Regions from separate parts of the Mus musculus genome. Here region 2 is linked to region 1. A link is a contact called in ENCODE Hi-C or POLR2A ChIA-PET data. All regions are on one chromosome and are shown on one strand. Each heading gives the region's core, a stretch centred on a gene start or an enhancer-like site at or near the end of the contact. The rest is flanking DNA. Distances are from core to core; before and after follow the strand shown. Region 1 holds the start of Ccz1 (CCZ1 vacuolar protein trafficking and biogenesis associated). Region 2 holds the start of Smurf1 (SMAD specific E3 ubiquitin protein ligase 1).

What was found. Hi-C counts contacts between places; a loop is a spot of excess contacts on that map. ChIA-PET counts read pairs that join two places held with the same protein, here RNA polymerase II (POLR2A).
Region 2: a map of T-helper 2 cell shows a loop between it and region 1 (5-fold over the local background). The contact joins the promoter of Smurf1 here to the promoter of Ccz1 in region 1. A Hi-C loop is called at or near these places in 1 of 37 maps with a recorded cell type or tissue (T-helper 2 cell). POLR2A ChIA-PET finds 5 or more read pairs at or near these places in 1 of 5 experiments (Patski).

What each region holds. Positions count from the first base shown.
Region 1 is chr5:144,013,223-144,016,611 of GRCm38, reverse strand. Ccz1 (CCZ1 vacuolar protein trafficking and biogenesis associated) reads left to right here and starts at 1,759. Exons shown (of 15, transcript NM_177682.3): 1 at 1,759-1,913. The coding sequence starts at 1,800. Gm24311 (a small nuclear RNA gene) reads right to left here and starts at 2,614; the gene lies at 2,511-2,614. It overlaps Gm33427 (a long non-coding RNA gene), which reads right to left and starts at 1,453. Exons shown (of 2, transcript XR_377194.2): 1 at 636-1,453.
Region 2 is chr5:144,964,205-144,967,423 of GRCm38, reverse strand. Smurf1 (SMAD specific E3 ubiquitin protein ligase 1) reads left to right here and starts at 1,594. Exons shown (of 18, transcript NM_001038627.1): 1 at 1,594-1,923. The coding sequence starts at 1,869.

The DNA of each region.
Region 1 (3,389 bases), core at 510-3,009:
TCCATAACTGAAAAACTAAGTCTCTTTTTATTTTCGTCTTGCTTGTTTATAAAATAAGGCTGCAACACTGGCTTTAATTTGAACTATTTTTTTTTTAAATCTAACTACAGTCTTAGCTTGTAGCTTGGTGAAGTAGTTTGGGATTAAATGGACTTGACACTAAAGCCAGCTTTGTGGGTGGCTTAATGGTTGAGTCTGGTGGTGCACATTGGAAATCCCAGAATTTGGAAGTCAAAACATCAGGATCAGGAATTCAAGGCCATTCCTGACTACATATCGATCCTGAAGCCAGGCTATGTGAGACCCTGATTTATTTGCTTATAGGAACAACAAAACTGTTTTTGAGACAGGGACTCATTCTGTAGCTCAGACTATCTTATAGCTGGTAATGCACCTGTTTCAACACCCTGAGCGCCTGTGCCCCCATGCCTAGAGAACCTATAGATTTTCAAAATAGTTCTTTCTGTATCAAAATGAAAATGAAGCACGTATGGGAAACACTTGTCGATTTGCATGCTTACATAGTTCTGTGTAGCAACTACAGTTTAGTGTTGCGTAAACGACTGCTCACGAATCCAATTTCAAGCAAAAACCTACCCCGTATCTCTTCTGTAACGGCTAGGGTATAGGATTACCTCACAAACACTTTAGAAGACAGATGAAATCTGAATCGACAGGATATTTTCCACTAGGCCTGTTGATTTATTCACTGAGAAGACTATAGATTTACAGGTTTTCACTTGTTCCAAGAAAATCAGCTTTGTTGGTGATAGGGTAGATTAAAAAAAAAAGGATTGATTTATTTTATACGTATATGTGTGCTTGCATGAATTTATGTGTGCCACATTTGAGCAAGTGCCCACAGAGGCCAAAAGAGGCATCAGATGCCCTGCAGCTGGAGTTATTGGCCATTATGAGCTGGAACTAAATCCAGGTCCTTAGTGAAAGCAGCCAGTGCTCTTAATTGTAGAACCATCTCTCCAGTTCTGTGGCAAGGTAAATTTGGACATTTTTGCTTTTGCTTATAGTCCATTGCTTATAATTGATGTAAGTAAAAGTGCTATATATTCGAGGTTGACCTTGACTTATGATCCTCCTGCCTCCACCACACCAGGGCGTGCCAGCCACACCCAGTTTATGTGGTGCTGAAGGGGAGAAGCAATTTCAACAAGTTGTCCTCTGACCTTCATACACGTGCCAGGACATCCCCCTCCCTGGAGGACAAATAAATAAATGTAAAACAACAACAACAACAACAACAACAACAACAACAACAAAACCAAAAACCAACCAACAACAGATGTAAACTGGCTACCTTCAAGAAAAATGTGTTCCCCTAAACGTTTTTTCACACTTAAAAAATACCGTATCCATGACGCCTTTAATGCCAGCACCCAGGAGGCTGAGGCATGAGGATCTCTGTGAGTTAGAGGCCAACCTGGTGTACATAGTGAACCCCTATCCAAACAAACAAACAAACAAACAAACAAAAGAAAAGAAACAACACCCCCCCCACCCCAATCCATTGTTACATTTCTCTTGAAATTCGTGGTCTTCGCCTTTAGCCATGACAGCCAGCTGAGAGCTGATATAATTGAAAACACTCCAGCCCAATAAACACGAGGGAACTGGTTCCACACGGACCTATCAGAGAGGGACTGGGCACTGCAGGTTTTTCTTCTGGGTCAGTTTCGAGCTCTTCCGGGCCGCCGGCTAGCGAGGCGGAAGTGCGGTGTTCCCTAAGGCTGCTGCCTCGGAGCGGGCGGAGGGGAGCCTCCCGAAACGGGGGCCGGGCCGGGATGGCGGCAGCCGCGGCCGGGCCGGGTGCTTGGGCGGCCCAGGAGAAGCAGTTCCCGCCAGCGCTGCTGAGCTTCTTCATCTACAACCCCCGTTTCGGGCCGCGCGAGGGAGAGGTAAGCCGAAGGGGCCGCGAGCCTGCTCCGTGCCCGGCCCCTGATGCCGCAGCCCGTCCTGGCAACGGAGGTCCCAGGTTAATCCCTCCGCCCGGCTTGAAAGTCTTTCCCATCGCGTCAGGTCTGGGCAATTAAGATCGAACTTGACTCCTCTCTTGGAATCTTCGATTGCAAAGGTGGAGCCAGATTGGTAGGACAGAGCTCCCAAAAGAGGGAAAATGAAACAAAACTAAAAACTTGGAGGCGCTTCACAAAGTTAATTTTTTCTTTTTTCTTGTTTTCCCCAAAATTGATGTTTTGTTTTCTGGAAATGTTACTGTTACTTTATTTTTCCTTCCGGCTAACTAAAATCTCATTGTGTTTTAACACATTTCTATCCACTAAACTGTTTGGTTGATATCTATGCTGGTTCCAGCTTGTGGCTAATGTCATTAATGTAGCAATAAAGATTTATGTGCAAGCATTTCTGTGATGGTAGGAGTTAAGAGTGCTTTAGGTGTATATTCAGGTATCATAGTCGAACTCTAGTAGAATCATTCTATCTAGGGTAAACATTAGAATGAAATAGTTTTTCACTGTGTCTAGGATAAACGTTGGAAAAAAATGGAACGCTTCACGAATTTGAGTGTCATCCTTGCACAGGGGCCATGCTAATCTCTGTATCATTCCAATTTTAGTATATGTGCTGCCGAAGGGAGCACCCAAAATCGAAGTTATAAGCGTTTTTTTTTACTCCGAGTTGACAGTGGCAACTTCCTCAAAACATGCCTAGAACTGTGTTTTGTTGCAAGCAGATCAAAGCCCTATTTAGGGGCTGGTGAGATGGCTCAGTGGGTAAGAGCACCCGACTGCTCTTCTGAAGGTCCGAAGTTCAAATCCCAGCAACCACATGGTGGCTCACAACCACCCGTAATGAGATCTGATGCCCTCTTCTGGTGTGTCTGAAGACAGCTACAGTGTACTTACATATAATAAATAAATAAATAAATAAATAAATAAATAAGTACTTACATATAATAAATAAATAAATAAATAAATAAATAAATCTTAAAAAAAAAAAGCCCTATTTAGAGGCTGTCAGCCCAAGTGCTCCCGAACCAACTTGGTGCAATTGTGGATCCTGTATTCTTGTACACGCGCACACCTGCATCTTCCTTGTGAGGGTTTCTGACACATGGGAAGAAATCTGAGACTTTCATCTTGTCCTACTGATGAGATGTGATTTGGTGAATATCACAATTACCTCTTACACTGATGGCTTGCAGTAGTTACAAAATCACAATGAATTTTGTTTTTTGGAGGTGCTTTTTGTTTTTTGTTTTTTCCCATCAATACAGGGTTTCTCTGTGTAGCCCTGGCTGTCCTGGAACTCACTCTGTAGACCAGGCTGGCCTCCAACTCAGAGACTCTCCTATCTCTGCCTCCAGAGTGCTGGGATTCGTGACGTGTGCCACCAGACCCAACCATTCCTGGTTT
Region 2 (3,219 bases), core at 345-2,844, 950 kb before region 1:
CCAGCTCCATTTTTTCTGGTGGCAGAGTCTCTCACTGGCATAGGGTTCCTGATTCATGGAGGCTTACTGGCCTATTAGTCCCAGGGATCCTTCTGTCTTTGCCTCCCAGGGGGCTGGGATCACTCAAACTCACCAGCACACCTGTACCGTGGGGCTGGAGAGATGCTGAACAGTTAGGAGCACACGTTGCTCTTCCAGAGGACCTAAGTTCAGTTCCCAGCACCCACACGGTGGCTCACAAACACCCGCTCCAGATCCAGCACCTTGTGATGCACACATACAAACACGCACACAAAACACTCCTATATAGGTAACAGAAATATCTAAAAAAAAGCCTCACAAAACTTAGCTTCTTGTGCTTGCACCATCGAACACCTTACCAATGGTGCTATTCTCCCAACACCAATCAAAGACTCCTAAATGGATTTATTCCAACCTAGGGTCTCGCTCTCAGCGACAACGGCTTAGAAATGGAAGCAGAGTTAGAGTCTGGATTAACCGTTGCCCATACACGATCCTATTCTTAAGATATTTTCCCTCCATTATTAAATAGTCTGGGCTGCACAGGCTCATAAAACCAAACTGCCTAGGACAAGAACAGGTACAAGCCTGTAATCCCTGCGCTCCGGAGGCTGAGTAGGGGGAATCACAGTTTTGAGGTCAGCCTCAGCTACAGATGAGCCCCTGTCTCCAAAGAGGGTGGTCAAACGCTGTGGGTAGCTGGTTCTAAGGAAGAACCATAGAGTCTGCCCATGAAGTGAATTAAGTTCAGGTCGGATGGGAGTTTGGTAAATATACGCAGCCTTTTCAAGAACCTTTTATTTCCTCTCTAGAATGCGTTACCATAGAGATTGGTTTGCTTGCTGGGGAAAGAAAGCCCGGCTTTTACTTTTTACCGGCCTGACACTCTGGGGGTTTGGGGGTGGGTTCATCAGAAGGCAGGGACTCGAAAACCCGACTGCTTACTTCTCTGGGTTAGTTCAGTTGCATGCAGGTTCCTATCCACAAAACCACCACCTCTCCATTTACATCCTTCATCTTGTTTAGCTGGTCCATATGCCGCACTTCCTCTGAGTCTAGCCACTTTGTCAATCGAATACACCAGTTGCACAGGGCACATCCGACACTCGATCACTGCGGGAAGTCTTCCCTTGGAACTTGCAGGATCTAGTGTGTACCCACGCGCGCACGCGCGCACGGTTCTTGGGGTTTCATGCAACACCCTGGCTTCCATCAGGAGCTTTGAAAAGTCCGACACTGAAGAAACAATCGGTTCCCCCAAATCGTCGCACAAGCAAATCAGTTGGTTCTGAGATTGTGACTAAGAACCAGCTCCGACTGCGCCGCTTGTGTGTGCGTGTGTGTCGTCTACGTGTGTGGGGCGGTGGTGGCCACGGTGGTGTCTGTTTCAAGGCTCCCCGCCGGCTGCAGGAACCTTGCAGCTCCCCCAGACCCCCTTGCGCGCGCCCAGGACAAGCGCGGTCCGCGTAGCGCCGTGCTCGGGCGCGCGCACGCACGCACACACGCAAGCGCGAGGCCGCGCAGGGCCGGGCCGGCAAGGCGGCGGGCGCGCGCAGCTCGGGAGGCGGCGGCGGAAGCAGCGAGGGCGGCGGGCGTCCGGCTGCGAGCGCGGCGGCTCCGGGCTGGGCCAGCCAGGGGCGGCTCCTGGCGGCGGCGCGGCCGAGCGCTCGGTTCTACGGTTCCAGCCCGTGGTCTCCGGCCCAACGCCTGCGCCGCGCACTCGGCGTCCCGGCTCGGACCCCGGCGCCCAGCCCGTGGCCGTAACCTTGAGGCGGCGGCGGGGCCGGGCCGGGCCGGGCTGGGGGGCGGCGGCACTGGATCCGAGGCCGGCCGGCCGCTGGCGGGAGATGTCGAACCCCGGGACCCGTAGGAACGGCTCCAGCATCAAGATCCGTCTGACAGGTAGGCACGACAGGGCCGCGGCCCTCGCGCCCCTAGACTGTCCCAGGGACCCTGCGGACTCCCGCCCCGCCCCCTCCCCCCCCCCCCCCCTTGCACCGGCCGTTGTCCCGGGACCGCTGCACCCCCTACGGCGTGCGCCCCTCGCTCGCGCTCCCGGCCCCGCCCCCCGGGTGCTCTGCAGGCGCCGCCCCTGCCGCCCCGTCCCCTCCCTCTGCATCAGGGCCCGCCCCTGGCACATCAGGACACGCCCCGCTGCGGCAGCCCCGCCCTCCCTCTGCATCAAGCCACGCCTCTCCGATCTGCAGACTCGCCCCCTTAACTAGGCTCAGCCCTCGACTCTTCTGCAGACTCCCCCTCCCCCTCACAGGCTCCACCCCTTGACTACTTTGTAGCTTTGGCGACCCGCCCTATGGCTCCTCCCTCTGCATCATTCCCCGCCCCCTGCTTGCTCTGCAGGCCCAGGCAGCTGCCTTTTCTGCATTAAGCCTGGCTTGCTGTTCATCCCTCTATCATAGATTCCACCCCTGTGGCTGATTCTCTTGGCCCCGCCTCTGGCTCCTTTCTCTTCAGGTTCTTGCCTATCCCCCCCTGCCCACACTACTCTATCTGCCCACACCTACCATCAGTTGCATATGGGCCACGCCCCCTAGCTTTCTCCCTCTGCCCCTAACTTTACCCTTCTGGATCAGGTCCCGCCCCCTAGCTCCTCCACTACAGGACTCCCCCCCCCCCTCTCCTTTCTGCCCCACACCTACCCTCAGCTGCATATAGGTACCACCCCTCGGGGCCCTCCACCGGTCCCCTCTAGTGTCCTCTCTTGACACCGCCCCAGCACCCTCTGATCCACACCTACCCCCCTGCCTGCTTTTCTTCAGGCCTTGTACATAGCCACACACCTTTCAACTTCATGTAGATCCCGCCCCCTCGCTGCACCTCCACCGCTCTTTCCACCCCTACCTCACATTTTCATCATCCATCTCTTCACTCTCATCCTCCTTCTACCTGCTGTTCCCCTCTAGGCCCACCCCTCACCATCCTCCCGCCTGTCCCCTCCCTCTTTTCCCTTGCAGCTTCTCATCACTTCATCTCTCTCTCCTTTCTTTCTTCCCACTCTCTCACATGAACATTATCTACCTTCTCCCTTCTCTCTCTGGGTCCCTTCGAATCATCCCACCCCCTACTCGTTTGCCTTGCTTCTCTTTGCTCTCCCACCGCCTCACCCACTCCTCATCTCCATCTCTCTAGTTTCCCCTCTCCTCTCTTGGCTCCGCCCCCTCTACTGTTTTCAGCCACGCC